Linked DNA regions of Homo sapiens: region 2 is linked to region 1. Evidence: chromatin loops called from intact Hi-C (ENCODE). Cell type or tissue: heart right ventricle. All regions are shown on one strand.

Region 1 (8,000 bases):
GTAAAAGCAGAAATGCTGACCAACGCTCAGTCCCCACTTGCAGTTGCCTTGAATTCCTAATGATCACGCCATCCATGCTTGATTACTTCTCCAAAAGTAAGGAGAAAATAAAAGTGTATCTAATAAAATTCTGGCTTTTAAATACCTAAACATAATCATTAAAAATTGTATACAATGATGGAGATATCTCAGCATTTTTTAAACTCCATATTTACATAAAATGGTATAGTTAATTGTGAGTATAAAAACTCATGATAAATGCTTTCACAGTATAATCTTCAGGACCCTATGGCCATGTATTGCTTTTCCCTAAAAACAGAAAGACTCTTAATTTGGTGGGAATACTAGTTGAAGACTGGACTTCTAGAAATAAATTTTGAGATAGAAAATCAAAATTTTCCTCCCTTACATCCCTGCAATTTCACATGTGGTAATTAAATTTGTAATAGTTGTTGACAACACAACAGATATCATGGTAGCCTACTAAGAGTGACTACTTCCTATACATTAACTGCCCATTTATGCCTAAGCTAACAGATACTTATGTAATTTCAGATACTTTGACAATCCAAAATAAAAACCTTTATTAGAATTTGCACTACTACGTTCTCTCCTATTTTTTTCTTCAGTTTGCCACTTGTTTAAAAAAAAACTGTTAAACAAACAACACACAAGTGTGTCATAATGATTATCTGACATTAATAAAAGTCATACTATATGTATACATAAAATATATGTCATCCAATCAATTGAAATTAACCTGAAAATATCAGAAATTTGCCATTTTTTATTTGAAATAAATATATAATTTTCTAAGCTTCTTAGAAATTCAAAGTTGGACCTAGTCTTCTATTAACAACTTTAGAGAGCATACAAAACTATGTTCTTAATCCAGCAATGAATAGAGTATTACGCCTTCTACTTTGATGTAATCTTATAAAATGACATAATTAAGAATACAAATGATCAAAAATTACCTTTCTTCAAAGGTAGTAAATAGAGTATTTAAAAAATTCATTCTGTAACTATTTTCTATTTAAATTTCTTTATATAAGACATTTTCACTATATCTACCTTCTCACTAATCTAAACTCTAGCAAATATATGGTCTAATAATTTCAGACTTCTGGAAATAAATATAGCGATAATATATCGAATTCTTTCTCTTTTACTTCCTTGTAATTTCACATATGGTAATTAAATTTGTAATAGTTGTTGATTGCACAACAGATATCATGGTAGTCCATTGAGAGTGAGTACTTCCCATAAATTAAATGTCAATTTTTTCCTGAGCTAAAAGGTACTTACATTAGTTTCAGGTGTTTTGACAATCCAAAATAAAACTTTAATTAGAACTTGCACTACTAAGTTCTCTCCTCTCATTCCATTGTCTCAGACTTCTATTATTTAAAATTCTTTTGATCACCATTACAGATCTTCACTCTACTCAGAAAAACCTTGAATATTACAAGAATATTTTTTATGAGGAAGAGTATTCAGCTGACAACTTTTTGTGTCTTAGTTTCCTCATTTATTGAGAAGGTAAGATTGATTAGCAATTTCTATAATTTCTAGTGCTAGCATTCTCTTTTAAAAATCTTATATAAACACCTTTTTTTAACCTTTTAAAAATTCAGCTTGTATTACACAGAGACTCTCAACCAAACTTGATTTAAATCCTTGTTATCATGAAATAGCCAGCATCTCACTAAATTAATCAGAGTGAAGAGAATTTATCCTAGGAAAAAGCAAATTTTTAGAAAAGAAAGGTGACTCTTTATACAATTTTCTTAGCTAGAAAGCCAACCCATAAATTTGAAAAGAGATGTTTGCTTTGCTGTATTTTAAGGATAACTTAACATGAACAACCATGTGGTTCTATTTTAGTCACAAATTGAAGAAAATAAAAAACCGAAAAAATATTAATTTTTTACCAATTATGTTATGCAAATACATTTCTCACTTTGCTACTGCATAACTTTGTTTAAAACTATACAAATACCTTTTAGAGAATAACTTCTATAAAGTATCCCCTCAGTTAAGTATTAATTATGAAGCAAATTGTCACTTTAAGATATTAAGAAACTTAATTTCAAAACTAATGGACAACTAGGTAAAAGAATCTGTGCCACCTAAACTGAAGCTATGTGTGTAAAGCATGCAGAAAGGTGTTTCTCTTTAGTCTATATTCTTTCTCTATTATAGTCCTGATCAATTTTGAATTTAAAAAACAAATGGAAAGACATAATATTAATGAGTTTAGCAAACACTGCATTTCTTATCAGAAGCATATCTGAGTTTCTGATTTCTGATTAAGGAACCAAATGGACAAATTCGATCTCTTTGCACTGTTGGACTAGCACATACTCTGGAAGCCAGGACCATTTCACCTGCTGATCCTGGGCACTCAAAACTACACTTCTTCAGGGCTCACTATCGATTCCTGACAAGCTTCCAAAGTTCCCAGTTTGATCAGCCTTTTACAAGATACAGTATTGGCTTAACTGCCAAAGGTTAAATGTAATTTTAATTAGTAAAAAGTGATTCAATTAGATTTTTTTTTTTTAGTGCTTCATTATAGCTAAGTCTAACTCTTACTTAAAACCCTTACATAAACTCATCTATCTTAAGATAATCATAGTGTGGTCACTATGAATTCCAGGTAAACCCCACCTCCTGTGAATAGTAAGTAATGGACTAACTGCCAAAGAATATCAATAAATCGCTGAGATACATCATTTACTTTAAAAATAAACATATATATGAAACATAAAATTGAAGTTAATGTAAATAAATATTTATAAAAATCACACTTAACCTTGTTATTCTAAATCACAGCAAGGATTGATTTTTAATGAGTATAATAAATATTTCCAAGTTATAGTTTGATTTTTCAAAGTAAAATAATATGACTAGGTATGAAGTCATAAATTTTCTTTAATCCATTCACTTCCAAGAAATTTCTCTATATTATTTTCTTTAGAGTCTAACTTTGTTTTGAACTCAGATGTTTTAAGGTTTTAATGTTTTAATTTTATATAAAAGTAGTATCTGTTTTAAATTATCTTTGTGCTTAATATCCAAATCTTATCACTGTACCTCAATGAAATCAATGTCATAGTATGATGCTGGGATATAATATCTTTATTTAGAAATTGGTATAAAATCTTACTTCAACCACAAATCTAAAGGTTATTATCAGAAGTGGACACTGGGTTTATTTTTCCCTTGTGTGGTGATTCAGGATTTGTAGCCAATGTTTTCTTTTTAAGCATTAATATACTATTATTCCCTTTTTGAAGTTAATTAAGGGATAAGAATGCCTACAAAAGTGGATTTATGTTAATATGTGGCCTCCCAGGAAAAATGAGCACTAAACAGCTTGATAAAACACATAACAAAATCTTAAAATATAAATATCTAAACTACCACTTAACTTTCAGGGCATTTCATGAAGAAGAAACCCAACAAAATCTAATCCTTATACTTTGCTATTTCTATCATTACTTGGCTTCATAAAAATAGGGAAAGTTGTTTTCCCACCATTTATTTGATGTGGTACTGGGATGCTGTTTAAAAGTGTTTCAGGTATGTTGCTAGACTGAAAATAGAAAATTTATGCATGAAAAGTACAGAAATTTGATATTAAAAAATATTCACATATCGCCACAGAAAGGCTCAATGTGGAAAATAAAAATAAATAGCTTCAGTAAAATAATCCCTGAATCCATGCAAAAGTGTCTCTCGGAGCTTGTATTTCATCCATCACCGAAGAAATTCTCAGTTCCTATAATTTTCAATAAATAGCTGCCATTACAATATTCTCATTTACATGCGTGTGTGACATGCTGAAAAAGAAATGGCATATCCATTTTTCCTTAATCAAAGGTCCTTTTCCAGTACCACTGTAGTTAAGAGGGACTTACAGAGGCCTCATGTCCCACGGTAGACGCAGGAATTCTAAATAATAAACAAAACCAGCAGAGGGCAGAACTGCTGACAGAATTGACCAATCCAACCGGTGACCAGGTACCAAAAGTAAAATACAAACTTTTTGATGGATTTCACTTTCAAAGACACTCTTATCTATCCTTGAAAATGTGGAAATGAATGAATCAACATAATTAATCAACATAATAACTCCTTTCAAAATTCAAATATAGTCCTAATAGGACTTTCACTGTATTTAGCAGGAAAAGTCACCCAAGGGAATAATCTAGCGCTGCCTGCTACTCGGGAAGCTGAAAGCCACTAAGCGTGTGGAAGGAATAACCTGGTCTCAGAGATCGGCCTCCGGGAGGGCTGACTCTCATTAGGGAGAGCTCAGATCTTGGCATCTAGACCCAGGGCCACACTCAAGTTTCTGCTAAAGCCTACGCATTTGGGCTTGACCATTTTTATCTCCCTTGACCCAACCTCGTCAGTCACCCTCCTTCCTATCCCCCAGCTTCTTTCTGCACTCCTCACAAAGCTTGCTTTCTACTCTAAGCTGTCTGGGCTCCCTGACCTCCAAAGGCTTTCGCCTGCCAGTCGATTCTAAGGCACCTAACGGACCGCTCCAGCCAGATGCCTTTTCGGGAAAGGGCGGGGGAAAGAGGGAGGGAGAAGGCGGAGGGGAGGAGTGAAGTCGCTCTCCCTCCGTGGGTACTGACAGGGTTGCAGACTTCCGAGCAGGTCTGGCCATTGAATATTTGGTGGTGCCACGTAGGAACTGTTCCTTACCTCTCTCCTCCCACCCTACCCACACCCCCTCCCCTTCCCTCCCAATCCCTAGTCCTCCGCCCCCACCCCATTTGCTTGGCGACTTTCATCATTCTCCAAGAGAACTGCACGTCCAACCTGCAAGAAGAAGCGGAGGGGTGGGGTGGGGGGAGTCACTGAAATTCAGGGGAAAGTGTTCTCCCTATCTTGAACCTATTCCTAATAATCTGCCAATTTTTGTCCACTTAAAATAGATTGACCCTCCCCCGCCCCCCAAACACACAGAGTGTTCCTAATCTTCTAGATTCACCCCCCTGGTTTCTCTTATATCCCCAAAACTAAAACAGCCTGCTTCTCACTTGGTTGCAGACAAAGAACTTTATCAAGGTTCATTTTATACCCTTTATATTTTCTCCTCAGCTCACCCTTAAAAAGATATTCCCATTAGTTAGAATCTGAAGAAACCAGATGTGTTCCAAGGGCAGTCTAAAGACTGTGCCTCAAACAAAAGCTTTGTATAACTGCCCTTGTGTTCAAGGTAATATTTTTCCTCTTTTCAAAGAGGCTGGAAAGTGGTGAAGGGCATTTTCAGCAGGCTCTCCTCCTGACAGATCTTTTTTTCCTGCTACCTACCTCGTCTCCCTTTATTGTCCCGCCTACATTCATCTCTTTCTCCAGTTTCCAATTCCAACCTGGTAGCAGCTACAATCTGGATTGTATTTAAGGGAATTGCTTTTTTTTTTTTTTCTTGAAGAGCGGGGAGGAAGGGTAAAGTGGGGGGAGGGGCGCAGAAGCAGTAGGACCGACGGCAATCTCCCACCTCCCCAAATCCATTTTTTCTTACCTCCTCTGACCTCTCTAGCTTGGAAGAGGAAGGTCAATGCGAGGGTTGTTACGGTGAAATCCCAGAGCCACCGTTTCGTTTTCCACCTAGAGGACCACGGCTCCATCTCCGAGCCCCGCACTCACAACTGTGAACTCAACCCACGAAATTGCGACTGCAGACCAACTTCGTCCTTTCCAAGGTATCGCCAGGGATGTTTGCTACACAGCCATTGGGGAGGGAGAGGGGGAAAAAGTCAAAGGGCTTTTTCTTCTAAATTTGATGGTTTGCGTTCTTCGTGTCTCTAGCCCTTTCCTCTCCCTCTGAGTTGGCCCCACCGGCCGGGACCCTCCGGCCGCGACCCTCTGATCCTTCCTCTGCCGGGCCCTGCCTTCAGAATGAAGGCAGATGAGGGGCTTCCACCAACAAGCTGAGAGTACTGTGTGCCCCTAAAGGCTTCATGCCGTCAGTGGGCTGGACGAGTGGCTCCGGGCAGCCCCCTCCTCCGCCCACTCCCCTCCCTGCTCCCAGCTCCCCCTCCCAGGGCGAAACTGACAAGCAGGCTGAGGGTCAGACCCAATCACACGACTCTGGGGCGGCCCCAAGCCCGCCCCCGCCTCCCTCAGCCCAAGAATGAGGACTCCGAGCAGGCCCAGCCCACCAACCACCCCCCATCTCCCCACTCCTCTCCTCCCTCCTCGCCTACCAAATCCCCGAGAAAAAATGGGAGGGAGTTACGGGGGACGCGTGCTTGGCTCCAGCACTTTGGGAATGAAAGGAATTGCAGGAGAGCCCCGGAGCACACGGAGTTTTCAAGGAGCTTCTGTATTCAATAAAAACAGCTACTTGTCTACTTGCACCCGTCTGTTAGCCTCTCGCTGGTCGGCGGGAGAGGGGAGGAGGCCAGCGCCTGATCGGCCACACCGCTGGAGTCCTGGGCTGGCAGCGGTAACCTTATCCTTGTGCAAAAATCTGCTTCGTATGGCAGACGTGGAACCAGTGGACTCATTGCGCTGCCTACTCTGAAAAGTGTTTTTATTTTTATTTTTTTAACCCAATAATTAGAAGAAAGGAATGAAGATAGAATGGAGGGACCCTAGAAGTCAAAACCTAGAGCATGTAGGGAAGTCCTCTTTGGAGATCTGAAACTGACAGGTTTATCTCTTAAACGTTTAAATTCAGCACTAGGTTCATTCAGTGGCTTTCCTCTTAAAAGAGTTGAACTGTACTCTGAGGGAGAAGGAGGAAAAAATTTATGGGAGCTGACATTAAGAGGGTGAGTAATTTAATTTTCCAGCTGATTCTGTTCTGATCCTGGATGAGGGGGTACTGAGGAGTGTGTAGAAAAGGCGAGGAAAGCAACTAGCAGAAATCTCCAAGAGGCTCGGCCCACAGCTCCTCATTAAGGGCCTGGCCCTGGCCCTCAGCCTCGGGAGCCAAAAACGTGGTCACTCCACAGTGAGAGTAATGAAGAGGGCAGGTTTCTAAATTCCCTCTCTACTTAACCCATCCTCAAAGTAATCCTCTTACACCTGGAATATAGATTCCCAAGTCACTTTTTCCACGTTAAAATCATTCCATTCTATTGACTCCTTTTTGTTCGTTAATAATTCCTAAGATGTTTCTCTCAAAGATTTTCTGGAACAGTGCCCATCAGGGTGCCAGCATACATTAGCCACTCAATAGAGATGGGTTGGATGAATGAACACATTTTTCTGTTGACAAAGACTAGAAGCATTGGCCAGGGCCTACTTTGAGTATTTAAGTCATTTAAATGCTTAAAGGCCCTCAACTAAGTTTACTGGGTACATATGTTCAATTCTACAGCTGCCACTAATCTTTAGGAACTCAGTTTTCTATTAGTCATCAAAATATGCCTCATGATCTATCAGATTACATCAAATCTCTTCATGCAGTTTAAAATTGGAAGAAAGGTGATCAAAGACTAGATTGAGCCCTTATAGGGGTATAACAGCATGAACAGAGACATATAAACTGAAGAAAGCAACTAGAAAATACCTTCAATATAAATATCACTCTCCATAACAAAGAACTACTCCTTTATCAAGAAGCTATCTCTTAGATCACAGGTAAAAAAATACTTGACATTTGTAATGCTGTTGGCAGAATGTTTGGGATGCCTCATATCAGCTGCAGAGAAATATCATCAACTAGTTCTTCAGATTACAACCTTAAACTGTTGGTTAAAATAATTTAATATCATATTGCATTTGAACCTGAAATGCACAATTACAAATTAAGACCCTTACAGTAAAAATATATGTATTTACCATCTTCATTATCCCTCATCGTCTCACAGATGGAAAATTTGTATATATTGGCTGTTTCCAAACTTGTGTACAAACTGATTTTTCTGTCGACTCTTCAGATATTTTAAAAATTACTTTTTACATCTTCTCTCAAATGTAAAATAGTGAAATGAATGCAAGTTTAGAAATACGTATTTGTGAAGCTG
Region 2 (8,000 bases), 350 kb after region 1:
TTCTTAGAGAAGGCCTATATAATTCAATAATAGTTTCATAAATAGATTTGTATTTGCCTTTAAGGAAAAAATAAGTGTTTTCTGAGTCTTCAGTAATATACATCTAAAATCAGTCTTCAAGTTAGGACTAAGCTAAATACTGGGTGCAACAACATTCTTGGAACAATTATCAGGATCGTTGGAAAGACTAAAAAAGGAATGATATAGTCACTTGCAGGAAGGTGTGTCTAATAAGCTTTGCCTATTTTATTAATAATAAATATCACAATTGGAACATTCTTTGGTTTTTTCATACATGAAACAGAGTACTAAAACCCACAGTGTACCTTAATCACAGAGAGATCTGATCAAATAAAAGTTTCAAAAATAGCTGTGAATTTATTCTCAAAAGTTTAAGCTATGAAATACACCTGAGATTAACTGTAATTACAATAATCAATATGCTCAAATTCTTTCAAATTGGATATAGTCTATGTTTTTATAAAGAATTCCCTAAATTATCTTAGTATTTTAAATCTTTAAATCACTGAATTAAAATATAATTAGACCAAACTCAAATATATTAGAAGAGATGCAAGGTAAAATTATCATATTAGGTTGTATATGATATTTATTATATATGCGTGAGTTTTGTGTATCTATTTGGTATTTTAATCTTGCATCTCTTTCAAAATTATTATATATATATTTATATATGTATTTATATATTCACACACATATACATTAGTAGATGTTTATTTTATAGATTCTAATATCATGCCCTAATTAAACTTCTGTATTGCTCTTCTAGAACATGTAATATGAAGTAAAACTCAATTTCAGTGGTTCTGTACTCTGCTCTTTAGAAAATCTAGAAAAAAGAGTTGCAATGTAAGTCGAAGACAGAACATTGAAATTGATTCATATTTCACAGGGATCTGCAGAACTGTGGGTCTAGATTGCAGCTCTTAGCCACTAGCCAGCTTTGCCTGTATTTCCATGATAGGCTCTGTCTTCACTTTTTAAAATACTAACAGGCTTCTTGTGGGTGGGATCAAATGACTGCCCCTCTCCCTTCACCTGTGAAATTTCAGAGCCTATTTGAAAAGGGCCATTGTTTCCCAGGAATGCCAGTCCTAGTCCAGGAAAGAAAGTCTTCATTTCAACAGGAATTTGGAGCCTGCCTGAGAAGGGCCAGCCAGTTACTTGGTGAAAACTGTGGCAATTCATTCAAGTTCTGAACAGTTACTATCCTGGCCTTACTTGCTTACTTTCAACTCTTAAGCTTTATGACTAATATGTTTTTTCCCTTAAATTATAAATGGGTGTGTGTGTGTGCGCGCGTGTGTGTTTGTGTGTGTGTGTGTGTGTGCGTATCTGTGCTTGCATGTCACAGCAGAGAGAAGTAAGTGCGTATGAAGTGCGGCGTGTGCACAAGCAGTGAGCTGATGAAGAAAAACCTCTCTCCCCAAACAGTGAGCTGCTGCCATGAGCAGGACACATAGGTTCCTCTGTTCCAACTTCTGCCCCTACATTTACAGCACTAGAGTGCATTTATGTGAATAGGCTCATATGTTTAACAAGCATTTTGAAATAGGTTCCCAATAAAATATATTTGTACAAGAATACAAAACAAAGATACAGTACTTGTATTCAAGACCTGGACAGAAGGCCCCTGTCTGAAACACATTAAAAAATAATTTCTAAAGTAAAATTAGGACTAGAAGCCAAAAGAATACATTGCTTTAGGAAGAAAAAAAGAAAAAATCACCTTGATACAGAGTCAAATCTTTCTTGTTTGAGTCTACATGTACTAGCAGTTTTACTATCTAAAGTTCTTACTGTTTAGAGTTCTCTCACATTTTCTGCAAAATGACTTGGAAATTCTCCAAGATTTGTTTATTATACTAATAAGATATTTAAACTCACAGAATCCTTATTAAGAAAATCTACCTTTGCCCCTCAACAATTTCAAATCATCACCCGAACATTCAAACTAACATGTAAAAATAAAAACCAAAAAATAAAAAATAAAAATGAAACAATGATAATGTCAATGAACTTGAAAGCAAAGCATTTCCACTTAATGTGTGTTTATTAACAGAGAAAGAAATAGTGACGCCAATACAGCTTCAGAATAGGATTTTGGAAATATTTTTTCAAGGCAAGGACAAGCAGCCCTGAATATGAAATGACATTATTACTAAATTCAACATCTAAAGATTTTGGAAAGCTTTTTTTATGATTCTGATATGTCACACATTTAATCTCTCATTTAAGAATAAAACACCATTAATTTGTGGTGAACTACCAAAGAATAATTTTCCAAAAAGAATAGTCAAAAATTAGAAAATAGAGTAAAACAGAGGTTAATCAACTCAAACGATGACTTTTTTCTTCTCTTTTCCTTCATCAGATGTTTCCTGTGATCCTGTGCAAAACCTGATGTTGTGACATTAGTAGTCGTTGGACTTGAGGATACATGGTGCACAAAAGGAAGCTTGTCCTTTTGGGACCTGGTTTTGAATCAGTTTCAGACGACAGAAAAATACGCTTTTGTGGCTGCTAAAGTTCAGGAATGAATTCTGGCAGTCTTACCCAATTCCCTAAAGCAGAGTCCACATTACCAACATCTAATTGGCAGGCTTTGCTTGTAACTCCCACTAGGGCCAGGGTAATGAATGGATTTAGTGAAGGTGTCCTGAGTCATCTGTACAGTGGCTGGTCTGGGCACTAAGGCTTTTCCTTATAACCTCCCCAGACATGTCACTCAAGGAGAAGAGAGAGAGGCTTATGTGCACACATAATGGGGACAAGACACAGCAGTTTTATTAAATTGTAGTCCCAAAGAGAATTGTTCTCCTTATTTGATCTAGAAAAGTAAAGAAGTCTTAGGAAAAAAAAACATATTCTTGTTGAATCACTTTATTCTTTAATTTCCATTTTATAAACTTTTATATTTGGCTTGAATATTCAACTATGGTTGAATGGGACTTCATCCAGGCCTACTCCAGATTATTCTTTAGGCAGGCAGGGAAGAAATTTGGACCATTTCTGTCTAGAAAAGCATCTAAGGGTTTACTTTTATTACTAAGTAACTTTTATTCCCTATGTCTGAGAGAGAGAGAAAGAGTTTGGTTACTCCTAGTTTCATACATACCAATAGCATTAAATGTTTAATGTTGATTCATCATTATTATGTTAATTTTAAAAATCATTTATGCCAAATAGTTTGAATGTAGTATTACATCTCCTCTTCAGTAAAGTTCCACCAGTCTCCCAAATCCAGCAATCAAGATTGGACATTGACAACTTCAGTGCCAATAATAGGGCCTCTCTCAAATTAGGAGCATAGGAGAGAGGTTGAGAACAAGAAGAAAATGGCAATCATGGAAAATTTAAAAAGTGATTTGTTGATGTTAAAGAAAACACTCTCACTTTCTACCAAGAGAATTTTGATGAAGTAGTATTGCTTATTTTCTTAACAAGCATTTTTAACACTGATTCCTCTTGAACTCATGTATGAGAGACACTGCTCTCTGAAAGTCACAGGGAATTGTATCTTTAGAGTATTTTCAAGCATTGCTATGTTCTTAAGCCCCCTTCATTTCCCAGAAGCAAAAATCAACACATATATGACACTCCAATTTTTTTAATGAATAAAAAGATAAAATAAAGTCTAAGGAACAAAATCCACATTGAAAAGTTAGGTGCTTTGAACTTTCTCATCACCTTACCAGTGTTTCCGCACGGGCAGTCTAAAAGACAACTCAGCAATGTCTGAATGGAACTGCAAACAATGGCTCCTTCACAAGTTGGTCTTTAATTGATTACGGCTGTGTTTATGGAAGCAGAAGAGAATTTACACAAAATGACAGATTCCCTTCATTCTGAGGGCGTTTTACTGGCATTCATGGTAAGGATGGTTTTTCTATTGAACAGTCTTCCTCTCTTTCCCTACCTATATCCACCTGGTTGCCATCTAACTGAAAAGGCTATAAGTTGATTACTTTATATCACTTTTTATTAGTGTTTTCTGCTCAGTTTTTTTTTTTTTTTAATGGGTAAAATTCACACTTCCTAGGATACATCTCAAGTTCAGAGAATTCAAACAAGGTCTGGTTTCCCTTTGCTTGTCATAGATTCTTATATTAAATACTAGAGAAGATAATTAAATAGAAAAGTATTAAAACTCAATTCAGTAGGGTCTGTCTTCTGTCAATTTGCTTAAGGAACTATGGAAATTGGAAGTTTAGGAAATCATATGATTTGGCTAATTTATTCAGGTAGTAATATCTACTTTAATCATTTAACTATCTAAAAATATAATTTTAAAGCTGTGTTACATTTTATGATGTCTTAGTGCCAGGTAGTGTTATAATCTTTCTACTAATTTGGAGCAGACAGAAATTAAAATTTAGCTATTTAACCTGTAATTGCAAAAAGCTTTTCATTTGTCTGTTAATAGTGACCTCTACAGGTCAATCATAACAATAGCATAGAATCCCTAGGTAGCTGCTCTAGACTCAAGATTTATTTAGTGAACAGTGGTATAATTGTACTATTAAACTTAAAATATCTTAGACCCTCAGTGCCAAACTATATTTTAAATTTTTAAGCTCAAGACAAGAATGTAATTGTCTTATATACATTTGTGGAGTCTAATTTCAAAACAAACTAATACTTGACAAGGTCTTAGCTGATTTAGTCAAAGAGAATTAATAAATTTTGAAGAAATAGCTTAGAAGCAGAAAACCCCAAAGTGTATGTAATGTTAATCTTTTTATAATGTAAAATTAAGAAGACAACATTATATTATAGATTCTTTTTCTGAAAAGTATGTGAATATGGAAAGTTGACATAAAAAAATGAATCTATCTTACCTCAGAGCTTTGACAGTATGTTTTTTCTTATTCACCAAGGAATTACTTTTAAAACAATACTACAAATGAGTAATTGTGGAACATTTGCATTTATAAGACTACATTGTACACTATTGTTTTCTTAATATGTGACTAATGCATGGTTTTTAAATGACAATGTACTTCGATAAGTCCACACAAGTTAAAGTATCCTGGTTTGAAATACTAAATTTGATAAGTTTACACAAATAAACTGAGAAACATTTCAATATTGCTACATGTAATTAAATTATATATTGGACTTTTATTCTAAAACTTTCTTTTACTCAAGTCAGCTAAAAAAATATTCAATTAAATAACTAAGCTTTCTAGTTTTGATGTTATTTTTCTCTAGTTAAACTGGATGTTCTAATGAACCGCTGAAAACTATAAATTCATACATCACATTGTTCTGACTCCAAACTCTTATTCTTTCATCTACTTCCTGTATTTTTGACTTCACTGAGCCATCATGTTCACTGAAATCTCTATATTTTTCCTAGCCATGGCACTCTCTTGTTAATACCTTACATTCCTTGACTCTATTCTATTTGTGCCACTAGGCTAGCAGAACTCCAACCCTCAATGTCTGCTTTTCTACCTTGGTAGGCCTATTCTCAGAAGGAGGAACTTGACAATATGAGAATATGATTAAGAAATACAAGTATTTCCCAGTAAAATGAGGCAGAATCTCTTGAAAATAACAAGATATGATTGAAATATCTTTGGCTTTCTGAAGTTAATTTTAGTCAATATTAAATGAATTTTTGCTCTCCCATTTACTTGCTAAGACTCCCTCTAAGCCTCAATTTCCTCTTGTGTAAAATGAGCATAAAAATATCTATATCATAGAAAAATTAGTATGAGTGGATGCTTAATATTTGAAAAGCACTTGGAATAGTGCTTGGCACAGAGCTTTATATGTGTTAAAGAAACTGATTCTACTAAAATTCACACAACAGTAATGAGTCAGAATTTTGAAAAATCTTGGAAGTACTCATTCTGTCTCATGTCTTTAAAAATGTTCTGCTTCTAATCTTGCCATTAAAAATGGAAACCTATTTTTATGCATGCCACATACATTTCACTAATTATGTTATTAACTCTGTAGTGCATTTTTCAATAGAATACTGAAAATGATATTTACTATATTTTTATTTTAAAATTATGCATAATCACCTCACATCCATTAGAATGGCTACTATTAAAACTAACAAAGAAAATAAAAAAAAAAAAAACAAGTGTTGGCAAGCATGTAGAGAAATTGGAACTCTTGTGCATTCTGGTAGGAATGTAAAATTGTGCTGTGGCTATAGAAAATAGTGCGGAGATTCCTCAAAAAATTAAAAATAGAATTACCACATGATCCAGCAATCCTACTTCTGGGCACACGTCTAAAAGAATTAAATGCAAAATATCAAAGATATATTTGCATATTGTGTTTTTTTATAGCAGTACTATTCACAATAGCCAAGAGGTGGAAGCAATCCAAATATCCACTGATAGATAAGTAAATAAAAAATGCAATATTTACACACACACACACACAATGAGATATTATTCAGCTATAGAAAGGAAGGAAATCCTGTTACATACATGGAATGTATGTAACACATGGAATAACCTTGAGGACATTATACTAAGTGAAATAAGCTAGTTACAAAAACACAAATAATATATGATTCTAGTTATATGAAGTATCTAAAGTAATCCAATTTATAGATAAAGAAAGTAGAATGGTGGTTGCCAGCAGCTACAGGGAAAGGGAAGTGGGGAGTAGTTAATGGATATAGAGTTCCAATTATGCAAAATAATGATGTTCTGGAGATCTGTTGCACCACAGTGAGAATATACTTAGCACCTCTGAACTGTGCACTTAAAAATGGTTAAGATGGTACATTTCTGTATGTTTTTTTACCAATATTAAAATTTTAAAAATTATGCAATATTTTAAGCATAAAGGAAATTTTCCAAAATAATATATTAAGCATCCCTGCGCGCATCACATACATAAATACTACGAACTTAAGATTAGAGAAGTACTTCCTGGATCTTCTTGCCTGAATGTCATGAAGATCTGTATTCTGAATATAAGAACCTGTTATAAAAAAGGGTTTGGAGGGAGAGAGCAGATATATAAATATATAAATAATCTGATAAGGCTCAATTTAGCAGTAGATATAAGGTAGTCTAGATGATGAAAAGATGTTCTGAATTCAGATATTTTGTAGAATGCATTCAGGTACATTGCAGAAGTGATAAAATTTTGTTTAATGATGTCACTTTTTCTGTCCCCCAAACTCTCACCAAAAATGCCTAATTCTTTAGAATAAGTTCCATGAGAACAAAGCAAAAAGAATATCTGTAGGAAAATATTAAAGGTAGCTTCACTTTATTTCAAAATCTCATGGCAGATTGCATACCTAATCCATCTATTTATCAATCTGACCAATTCTGACCTGGGATGATTGAAATACACACAGTAACACATTTAATTTATTTTTTAAATAAAGGTAGACTTATAGACAAACAGTAGGCAGAATCTGGTTGATTTGTTAGACAATGAAGATTGTGCTAATTAAATTAATGTTATTTTTCATATATTTAAAAAATAATTCAAAAATATTTAAGGAGTTTGATAAAATAAAAATATTTTTATAGAATATTAAATTAGCAATTATTATTCTGGCTCCTTTTGCTTAATTGTTCCTTCCTCGATTTATCACTTTCCTCTCATATTTTACTATAAGCAGCAAAAAGAAACCAGGACACACTTTCCATACTTTCACAGAAATCTCTTCAGCTAAGTATTCAAGTTCATAACTTACGAGTTAACTTTCCACCCACTGACAGAATATAATTCAGCCAAGTTTTCTGCTACTTTATACCAAAGACTGCCTTTCTTCCTATGTCTAATAACATGTTCTTTATTTCCAGCTGAGCCCTCACCAAAATCTTTTTTAACATCCATATTTTTATCAATAGTCTTTTCAAGACAATCTAGGATTTTTCCATCATTCATTTCAAAAGTCTTCTAGGCTGTACACAGTACTCAATTCCAAAGCCACCTCCACTTTTTTAGCGTTTGTTACAGCAGCCTACTCTATACCCTACTGTCAG

What was found. A loop is a pair of places that touch in the nucleus more often than their neighbours do. Peaks named below come from ENCODE experiments on the same cell type or tissue, not always from the same donor. Only the 100,000 strongest peaks of a DNase experiment are listed, where the experiment ranks them.
Region 2: it touches region 1 in a loop (9-fold over the local background); 34 of 110 quality-filtered maps call a loop at or near these places.

The regions. Positions count from the first base shown.
Region 1 is chr1:103,102,528-103,110,527 of GRCh38, forward strand. It overlaps COL11A1 (collagen type XI alpha 1 chain), which reads right to left and starts at 5,995. Exons shown (of 67, transcript NM_001854.4): 1 at 5,546-5,995. The coding sequence starts at 5,651. In heart right ventricle, CTCF peaks have their summits at 3,987 (motif pointing right) and 4,196; no DNase peak of the experiment used is centred here; H3K4me3 peaks cover 2,196 bases; H3K27me3 peaks cover 3,414 bases.
Region 2 is chr1:103,456,929-103,464,928 of GRCh38, forward strand. The region is part of intron 1 of RNPC3-DT (RNPC3 divergent transcript); the gene reads right to left. Among named protein-coding and RNA genes, the nearest start is that of RNPC3-DT, 65 kb to the right of the region's middle. In heart right ventricle, a CTCF peak has its summit at 4,472 (motif pointing left); no DNase peak of the experiment used is centred here.